3 separate regions of the Mus musculus genome follow, and regions 1 and 3 are each linked to region 2. Evidence: chromatin contacts called from ENCODE POLR2A ChIA-PET data. All regions are on one chromosome and are shown on one strand. Each heading gives the region's core, a stretch centred on a gene start or an enhancer-like site at or near the end of the contact. The rest is flanking DNA. Distances are from core to core; before and after follow the strand shown.

Evidence for each region. ChIA-PET counts read pairs that join two places held with the same protein, here RNA polymerase II (POLR2A).
Region 1: POLR2A ChIA-PET joins it to region 2 with 11 read pairs in Patski. The contact joins the promoter of Pi4kb here to the promoter of Psmd4 in region 2. POLR2A ChIA-PET finds 5 or more read pairs at or near these places in 4 of 5 experiments (Patski and embryonic stem cell).
Region 3: POLR2A ChIA-PET joins it to region 2 with 12 read pairs in Patski. The contact joins the promoter of Rfx5 here to the promoter of Psmd4 in region 2. POLR2A ChIA-PET finds 5 or more read pairs at or near these places in 4 of 5 experiments (Patski and embryonic stem cell).

The regions. Positions count from the first base shown.
Region 1 is chr3:94,973,430-94,976,737 of GRCm38, forward strand. Pi4kb (phosphatidylinositol 4-kinase beta) reads left to right here and starts at 1,302. Exons shown (of 11, transcript NM_175356.3): 1 at 1,302-1,656. B230398E01Rik (a long non-coding RNA gene) reads right to left here. Exons shown (of 4, transcript XR_003954666.1): 2 at 1,920-3,308.
Region 2 is chr3:95,040,831-95,044,087 of GRCm38, forward strand. Psmd4 (proteasome (prosome, macropain) 26S subunit, non-ATPase, 4) reads right to left here and starts at 1,784. Exons shown (of 10, transcript NM_008951.2): 1 at 1,678-1,784. The coding sequence starts at 1,703.
Region 3 is chr3:94,952,611-94,956,137 of GRCm38, forward strand. Rfx5 (regulatory factor X, 5 (influences HLA class II expression)) reads left to right here and starts at 1,498. Exons shown (of 10, transcript NM_017395.3): 1 at 1,498-1,641; 2 at 2,405-2,536; 3 at 2,742-2,775; 4 at 3,136-3,218. The coding sequence starts at 2,424.

The sequences.
Region 1 (3,308 bases), core at 52-2,551, 68 kb before region 2:
CCATTTGTCTGTTTCAATAACAGACATGTAGTACTATAACCCATACTTTCTTGATCCCCTCCCCCAAACCTTAGAAAATGTTATTACATCAGATACTACTGTTGTTAATGTAGTGCTATAATAATATTGTCAATATTATTATACAGAAGTTGAGGGTTAGTCCAGCTTGGGGGCATGTGGATATATTCCCACATGTTCCACAGGCCAGTGGCTTGAGCCAAGGAATATCACAAGCAGCCTGGGAAAAATAGACTGTCTCTAAAAAGGGAAAGAGGATAGGAAGGAAGCTAGAGAAGAAAGGGAAAGAAAAAAAAAGGAAACAAAGATCTCAAATCAGCTTATAAGTGCAATGAAGATGTCACCCAAGAGCTAGGCTCAACCCGTAGAATATTAAGAACCTACCCGCCTGCAGTGGTGGCACACGTCTTTAGGCGTAGCACTTGGGAAGCAGAGGTCGACAGATTTCTAAGTTCAAGGCCAGCCTGGTCTACACAGTGAGTTCCAGGACAGCCAGGGCTACACAGAGAAACCCTGTCAAACAAACCTACCCTTACAAGGGGCCTAAGATACTAAGAAAAGTCCCAGGAAAAGCGTTGGGACAGTGATTGTGGGGGGGGGGGGAGGGGTCTATGAGGCCTGTCTCACATGATTTTGTAGCCTTCGGAAAAGGAATAAGCCAAACTTTTGTCATTTCACTCACTTTTCCTAAGCTGGCTTGTCCAGCCTCTGTTAAGGCTTTGGCAGCTGGGGTGACCTTGGAAGCAGCACCTTGTCCCAGAGTGATGGTGCGAAACAGTGAAAGATTGAGGCGGTTGGACTGGGCCATTCCTGAAGCTATAGGGGCAAACTCATGGCATCATCCTTAAAGATGAGTAGGAAGAGGGAAATGAAGGTGATTGTACTCCTTTTTTCGTCCCTTCTCTTTCTTGTCTGTTTTCTGGCCCTCCTGCATGGGTCCTACCGGCTGACTTACGAAAGAAATCCCGTAGGATAGGAGAGGGAGAAAAAAGCCACTGGTGGCAGTTACGGTAACTCAGTGGTTTACGCAAATGAATAGTTTATATATAATTTGCATGTTCATACACTTTTGGAAGTACATAAAATATCGGTACCTCCACGTCCCTCCACTGATCTTACCCACGCTACTTCCCTCTCGGCTTCCTTAGTAAAGCCTGTCTCTTAGGCCCGCCCTCAAACACAGGGCCCGCCTTCCCCCGTAAGCCCCTCCTCCCTGCCCCCCCTCCCTAGCTTCCAAAAGCTCTTCCCCGCCCCCTTTTCCTTTCTGAACAGGCGTGAGTCGGGCAGCTCACTCGACTCAGATTACGATGGCATCAGTAGTGTCCTGACACCGGGAAGCAGGAAAGCAATCTCCCGGAAGAAAGGCTCGGGCCCAGGGGACTCTTACATCGGAACCCGCCAAGGAATTGTTATTTTGTGTCCTGCTAGTGGGGTCCGGTCCAACTTGAAGTTGCGTGAAGGCCCCTTCAGGCGGCGCCGCGGGCAGCCCCGCAGCCGGGGCCTGGAGCAGCCGCCGCGGCCGCTGTCAGGGAAGCGCAGGCGGCCAATGGAACCCGGGAGCGGCCGCTGCTGCTGAGGCGGCGGTGTCGGCAGTCCGACCCCGACCGCCTGCACCCCCTCCGCGAGGGTTCCCCGGAGGTAAGCGGCTCCTCCCCCGTGAGTCGCCTTTGCCTGTGTGTGTGTGTGGGGGGGTCCTTCTGCCACCCTGTCCCGCCCAGCCTACCGCGACCTGGGTTCGACTACAAAACTGCCCCCCTGGTGGCAGCTGCACCCCGAGGTCCTTCACCCTTTCCTCTCGGGCCCGGGGTAGTCTTCTCTGCTTTCTGGCTTCCTCTTCAGTTTAGCCCCTCCCTCTGCCCCGTGGATTCCACCTCCCCACCAGCAGGACACACACTTCGTACCTCTGTTGCCTCTGTTCCGTAACTATCTTCCTAAGTCGTGAACCTTTTCCACATTTGACCCCTTCTACAATATCATCCATGTTTGCCTTCCTCGCCGTTTGTGTTTCTGCTCACAAGCCTCTTCCATGGACTCCGCCTTTATCCCTTTTCCTATTTTGCCCCACTCTTCCGAGTCTGTGCAATCTCAGCACAGAGTTCTCATTTCCCTCAGCTACAGATTGTATCCCTCTCTTCTGCTTCCAATTCCATGACCTCACCATGACCCACTCCCCCAGCTCCTGACTTCCAAGAATTGCCTATTCCCTTCTCCTTAAAGGATCTCAGACTACTGTCATCATACCCAGATACCATCCACTTTGACCTTAGTCCTCAACCCCTCTCTAGGGTGCCTGATGATACCTGAAGCTGTCTTTGGCTTCTCTTTCCCCTTTCTCAATCTCCAGCCCTCTGGAGGGCTTCCCGTAGGAGAAAGCTCTGCCGTGAACACCCCTACAGATAGTGATTTCCAACTTTTGACATTCTCTCCAGGGATTTCCAACTTTTGACATTCTCTCCAGGATTCGGCTGATGTTTGTCTCCCTCGGCTCTGTTTTCCCTGTGGTCTTTAAGTGTTCTCTATCATGCCTTTTATCTCCACATATGATTTCAGATCAGCTAAAGCTTGAACTAAGAAGATGTGAGAGGATGGGGAGCCACAGTTGTCTCAAGCTTTTCTGGACAGATGTGTGTTTCTGAAGGATGAAGCAACTTTTAAAGAAGTCTATCAATCAGATTACATTTTGTTGAGTGTTTAAGAGCAACCACTAGGAAAGATGCTCAGAAACTGAGCATGGAAACTGAATGAAGTTGTGAGAAATTTTGCTTTAGATTACTTTAGGATTTCTGTTAGATCACAGAATCTCCTACTCCTGTCTAGACCTAAGAGGAACCATTATTTTCCTGACTGAAGCTTAGTGGACTACTGTTGGTTAGTTTCATAAGCATTTGGACCTAAGGTGAAGTTGTGTTTGTGTGTGTGTGTCTGGGGTTGGGGCTGATTGGGAAAAGGAACATAAGACAGTGTAAAGAGATGTATACTCAGAGTCAGGGCCCCTTGGTTCAGCTTGTAACTTCCTCACTTGAACTCTAGAATGGTCTTTTGAGAAAATGGCCCATTCTGCAAGCACCAGTACTGTAATAGGCTAATAACAGGATGTCTGTTGGGGGAAGAATTGTACTTTTTTAACTTATAAAACACTACAGGTGTCAGATGAGAGGTATTTATTGCTAGTGGCTTTGCCATCTTGAGAATTCTCTTTTATTTTGATATTTTGATCTCTCTGATCTCTGACTATGAGTATAAAGTCAGTTTGAAATACAAGCTCTTGCTTGGCCTGCTGCTTCTCAACT
Region 2 (3,257 bases), core at 534-3,033:
CCGTAACAAGATCTGACTCCCTCTTCTGGTGTGTCTGAAGACAGCTACAGTGTATTTACATATAATAAATAAATAAATCTAAAAAAAAAAAAAAAAATTAAAAAAAAAAAAAACAAAAATATAGGACTTAAAAGTTAAATTTTAATTTCAGATGAATAATGAGTAACTTTCGAGATTTATATTTATTGTTTTTAGGTGTGTGTGCGGGCACCTACAGAGATCAAAGGCACTGATCTTCTGGTCCTGTCAAGAAGGCAGCAGCGAGGGGCGTGGTGGCGCACACCTTTAATCCCAGCGCTCGGGAGGCAGAGGCAGGCGGATTTCTGAGTTCGAGGCCAGCCTGGTCTACAAAGTGAGCTCCAGGACAGCCAGGGCTACACAGAGAAACCCTGTCTCGAAAAACCAAAAAAAAAAAAAAAAAAAAAGAAGGCAGCAGCAAACAACATGGGTGCTTGGAACCAAACTCTGTGCTCTTACCCACCCAACCATCTCACCACCCTCAACAAGTAACTATTTTGTTGTTGTTTTTGTTTTATTTTACCACCTTTTGAGACAGGGCTTCTCTGCATGTCCTAGAACTTGCTCTATAGACCAGGCTGGCCTCAACCCCTAAGAGATCCACCTGCCTCTGCTGCCCAAGTGCTGGGATTAAAGGTGTGTGCCACTACTGCCCGGCCCCAACAAGTAACTTGTAAGAGCAATATTTGGGTTGGACTTAAAATTCCCTTTCATACTAAAAAATCACTCATGATTTGCTTGAAATTCAAATTTAACTGGGCATTCTGGTAGTCTTATTTTGAGACAGAACCTTGCTAGGTAGTCCTGATCATGAAAACTCCCTGTCTCATCCTCCAAGTGCAGGAAACCAAGCTTAAGCCATCCTGCATTTAGGTGGCAGTGCTAGCCAATCTCCAAATGAAAACATGGGCCTAGTGACTCAAGTTTTTAATCCTACATACTCATTCCAAGTTCAAGGCCAACCTGTGCATCTTCTCAAATAGCGACTTCAAAGCCAGTCTGAGCTACAGTGTCAAAGCTCCATCTAAAACAATAATGATGACAAATAATAAATGCAATCCAGGTGTGTGATGAGGCTCATTGGTAGAGCACGTTCCCAGCGTTCACAATGCTCTGGATTCAATTCCCAGAAAACACAAAACAAAGTCCTCTTGTAGCCCTGAAAAAAAATATGTTCTCAGCTTTCTATTTATTTTCTTGTCCTCAGTTTCTAATCTAACTCTTAATAGGTACTCATCCCAAGTATAAACCTGATAAAACCTAGTTCATCCTGCTTATCACGGCCTCTTAATTTGCTGTGTGACTACAGCGGATCCCCTAAAGTCCTTCCGACTCATTATGAGACAAGGACTATTTTCCAAGAATGCGGTTGTGAGGTTTACATGCGATAAAGTACAGAGAAAAGAAAAACTTGGAGGCGAGTGGAGGGGGCAGTTGGCCTCTGCTTTATGGGAGACCTGAAATTCAGGGAAGGGAACAGGAGTTCCCGGGCCTGCGTTCCTGGGCCGGGATGACTCAGGGAGTCGTCTGCCAGAGTCCCGCGGGCCCCGAAGCCACATCTCGCCCGGCGACCCAGTCCCCAGCCCAGGCCCTCGGGTTTCGGCGCCACGCGCACCAACAACCCAGACGCGCCCCCCAGCCACGTCCGAAGCTCCTCACCAAACCATAGTGCTCTCCAACACCATCTTGCCTCCTTCCCTCTGCGGACCGGCTCCGGGACTGACAAACAACAGCACCTCCGATTGGCCTGGTGCTCATCACCAATCAAAGAACTCAGTCTTCATGCTGCCCCGCCTCCGCGCCCCGCGGTGTGTTCTGGGACTTGTAGGCGCCACAGAAATGGAAAGGTTGGTTATCCAATAGAGTTGGCTACCTTCGCAGCAGCTTCCGGAACAGCTGTAAGCTCTCTGCACTCGCCTGGCAGCAACACTCCAGTGTGAGGCAGGAGAGCTGTAATTTACCCCCTCTTCTGCTCTCTTTCTTTTGTATATTTGGGTTTTTGATTTGTTTTTGTTGTTACGGTTTGAAAAAGGATGACAGCAATTCGCTGTGGAGCTCAGGCTAATAAACTCTATTGCTTCACCTCCCAGTGCTGTTTACAAGGGGCACACTCATGCTAAGATCTGAACTGCAATTTCCAGGCCAACGTGGGCAACATAGCTACTACGTAGTGACACTGCCTCGAACACATAACAGACACTCATGAGTGCATACACTACTGTGGATATGTCAGTCCAAGCATAATCACTTAAAAAGTGTGTCAGCATCGTTAACCACATTTTAACTTCCTGTTTCCCATTGCACTGTGTTTATGCAACTGCTACAAACACTTGTATCCTCAAATTCGATTTACCTATCTACTGCCTACCAAAAAAAAAAAAAAAAAAAATCTATGCAATTCCTAACTCCAGTATTGAGTCTGACAGGATGAAGGAATCCAGAAAAGTTTTGACCAATTAAAAAAAAAAAAACAAACCAAAAAAAATTTTTAAGCGTTTGTGTGTGTATTCAGGCCCTGCAGAGGCTGGAAGAGAATATCAAATCCGGAACTGGAGTTCCAGGCAGCTGTGAGCTGCCTGTCTTGAGTTCTGGGAACCGAACTCTGGTCCTCTAGGAAGAGCAGTAAGCGCTCTCTCATAAGCACTGAGTCATTTCCCCAGCCCGCAGTAAACACCATGTAATCACCCAAGGAACGAAGGATAGCCAGCAAGTTATTTTGGTTTGTTAATTAACCTTTAACACCAACCCTTGGGAAGCAGAGGCAGGCATCTGTGGGTTTTAGACCAGCCTGATCTATATAATGAGTTCCAGGGCAGCCAGGGTTATACACAATAAGACCTTTTCTGGGGGTCAAAGAAAAGAAGACCTGTTGGCACTTGCCTGCGATCCCACCTATATAATGGAATGATTACAAATTCATGGTCATCTTGGAAATTTAGTGAGAGAATTCTCAAAAATAAAAAGGGAGAAGGGCTTAAAAGATGTCTCATAGTTAAGAGTCCATCCTGTTTTAGTAGAGGAGTAGCATTCTGTTCCCACCATCCATATGGGGTGGCTAACAGCTGCTTACAATTCCAGCCCCAGGGGACTTGATGACTCCTTCCGGCCTCTGTGGTTATTCAAGTAAACACACACACACACACACACACACACACACACACACACACACCTACACACACCTACACATACACACAGCGAGAAAGAGAGAGAGAAACATATATACACACAGAGAGAACATA
Region 3 (3,527 bases), core at 248-2,747, 89 kb before region 2:
TGTGACAAGACTGTTGACCCGGGGACCACGAACACTTGAGAGAGGTACAAAAGCTTGCCCGTGCATTTTTCATCACGATTTCAACAAATCTTAACAAAGAGGGTTAAGCACCTGAAGGGAAAAGTTATCACAGTACTAAATTCTTTTTTCCTCTACTTGACCAAAATTCCAGTGTTCACCACCAAGCAGGGAACTCCAGGAGTGTGCCCCCTAGGAAGGAGATGAAGTACACCCAGGAAACGGAAACATGAATAGGCAAAGGTGGGCAAGGAGAAAATACAGAGGAGGACTAGAGGCTCAACAGACAGGCTTTATTCTAGAGCATACCTGCAGAGGGGGTGGGGCCAAGTGTCTAAAGTGGAAGGACCATACCATTTCCTTTTGTGTCAGCAGTTGCTATGGGTAGCGAGACAGACAGGGTCAGGCAACCAATAAACATCTCCTGTGGTTTACCCAGGTAGGAGGGGTAGGGTGAGGAGAAATCTGGAAAATGAGTTGGCATTAGCTTTGGCTTAACTAGAACGGAGGCACTTTATAAAATGGCGATACCACGGCTAACAACAGAGAAAAAAACATTTTCTCTTAATGTGGTACAGCTGCTAAGGATTTGCAGATTCTTTGTGGAATGAGGGGAAGCCTGCAATCCTAGAGGCTGTTGGCCACAGGGATGGGTAAGCAAAGAGGGAAGGACGAATGGTTCAACTTGTGTTATTTTATTTTATTAAAGTTACAGGACTTTATAACGAATTTCCATCAGTAGACATCATTTTCTAGCAAAAATTTAAAAATATCACCTACTGATTATTTCGGACAGCTCTGACAACCAAAGGCAACAATCAAACATGGTAGCTATCTGTGGCCATTCCATTTTGTAAAGCTCCCCAATTTTGTTTAAACAGAGTTCCTGAAACCTAAGAAATTTGGTTCTCACAACCAAAGTAACTTGCTTTTATAGATTCGTGCTTTCCACGTCCTTATCGACGCCCCAGTAATAGAGTTGTTTGGCTTTTTTTTAATCAAACCTTCTTACATTTTTAACTCATCTTATTCCCCAGCTACAACTAGCCAATCACTTTCCTACCCTGTAACTCCTGTCTGTGGTTCTTGGATCCTAGACGGCATCTACGTAAATCTTCCCAAGTAAAGCCCGCGGTCGATCCCTTATCCTCTTCTCGCTGATTTTACAACGCACAGGATCAGAAAGCAAAAGACCAGATGCTCCAGAAGCAGCCAAGCGCCCGGGCTTTCATCCTGCGGTCCCTTTAAGAACAGAACCCTTTCCGGGCCCGCAGACCTAACCGACCCCAGTTTTAACCGAAACCAACCTGGACTTCCCCCTCTTGACTCAAATAAGACTAACTTTGGATTTTCCCTCCCCTCTCGACCAATCATATTCTGTTACCAGGCAGACTTTCACTGCCTTCGTCTTGGAGGCAGCAACGGCCAATCACAGAGCAGGCCGTGCGTGTATCCAGGCAGATCGCGGCTGGCATAACCATTCAGAAAAAGGAAAAATAAAAGCAACGCACGAGCCCGCCGGCTGGGCACCGTGGGGCTGGGCAGGAGCTGAGGTAGCCACAGGGTAGTTTCTCTTTCTCTCTCACCTATCTAATGTCCGTGCTGGAAGGCGACGGTTCCGAGGTAGGAGGGGCAACAGCACTCCGGAGCTAGCAGGACCAGCTCCTTGCCCCTGCGCACGTGCCCGAATCTGGGACCCTGTTCCCCGCAGGGTTTCCTGCGCCCAGCCCCCTGAGTTCGGAGACCTAGCCCAGCACCTGGGGTTGGGGTGGAGGGGCCCGAGGGGAGTGGGGACGCTTCGGAGTGGGATGTCGTGGGATGACGTAGGGTCCGCGCCGCGGCGAGGGGGGCAGCGGGGGAAGCCGTGGCGAGACTCAGTAATGAGAACTTGGGCCCAGTTTTTTTCAAACCTGGAAAGGCCGAGTATGTTTGTATCCCTTCCGACCTTCCAGGCAAAATCAATGGCGAGGAGTCTATTAGAGGATCGGAGAACTTTGACTTGTCGTTATAGGTGTTGAGGGGGGGCGGCTGGAGGGGCTTGGGGGGGGGGGGGCTGGAGGTGTTGCAGCACTGGGAGAAATTGTAAGATTTCTTTTAACGTGGACTTCTCCACCCCTATCCCTTCCCATAACAGTTTTCCAGATTTGGGAGACTTCAAAAGGTGGGACATATAGAATGGAGATGTCAGAGATCTCTTTGGGTATACAAGGGCCTGATAAAGTAACAGAATAATTCTAATTTTAGAGAAGGCAAGTGGTGTGGAAAACCACTGGAGGAAGCTTTGCTTCTGTTTGTATTTCTGGGTAGAGACAGGAGGACTGCCTTGGGGTCTCTAGGAGAAAGGAAGCTTGGTAGTAGTTAAATCCTCAGCGATCTCCTCTCTCAGCTGTAGCCCTCATGCTGGGATGGCAGAAGATAAACCTGATGCTAAGAGCCCCAAGACTGGGGCAAGGCCCCAAGGTGGTGCTGACGCTGGAGAACCTACCACCCTCCTCCAAAGGCTCCGAGGTACCATTTCGTAAGTAATTGTCTCTGTCTCCAAACCCTGTTCCAGACCCAGCTGTAGATCCTTGTTGCCCTGCACTCCTTCCTCAGGCAAGTGTTTCAGAGCAGGCAGGCTGAGGTCTGTGGTCCGTAGCTGTTTGGTCCTTTTTCTGTCTCTAGCAGTCAGACAAAGGGATGGGGAAACCTTGTGACCTCCAGCTTTCTCTTCTTCTCCACAGCAAGGCCGTGCAGAACAAAGTAGAGGGAATTCTGGTAAGCATGCTGGGAAGGGACAATACAGGTGCCATCGCTGAAGGGTAAGGGTGATGTTGATGTGAGAGAATAAAGGTTCATGGGGGAGAGGCGGTGCTGTCCACGTGTGAGGATCATACTTTATCCTTCTGTGACCTATGTAGGAGATGAAATCAGACCCAGCCCCTTGCCCTTTCTCCCGTTCTCTCCATGACAAGCCCATAAGGTTGCCAGCACAGTGAGCACCCAACCTCAAGTCATTTCTTAGGTCCCCTTTCATTCTGACAACCTGACATCGAGTCAGCTGGTATGGTCGAGCTCAGAAGATCATTCACTGGACCCGTGGCTTCATTTCTCCACCTCTGTTCCCTTCTGCCTCAGCAAGAAGTACAGAAATTCTCGGACAACGACAAGCTGTACCTCTACCTTCAGCTCCCATCGGGGCCCAGCGTTGGCGAGAAGAGGTACTTTGGTGGTAGTGTTTATATGTCACAGGTTCTGATTTTGAGTCTCACTGTATTGAGTCAAAAAGTAGGAGATGAGGACGAGGAGGCTGGAGGGATGGCTCAGGGGTTAAGCACACTGGCTGCCCTTGGCAGAGGACCCGGGTTGTGTTCCCAGTACCCACATGGTGGCTCACAACCATCCATAACTCTCAGTTTCTGGAAATCCGACACCACTCTCTGACCTCCGTGTCGTGCACATGCACATATGCAGGCACAACACTCATAACAAATGAGAATCTTTTTAAAAAAGTTATAAAGAAGAAGTAG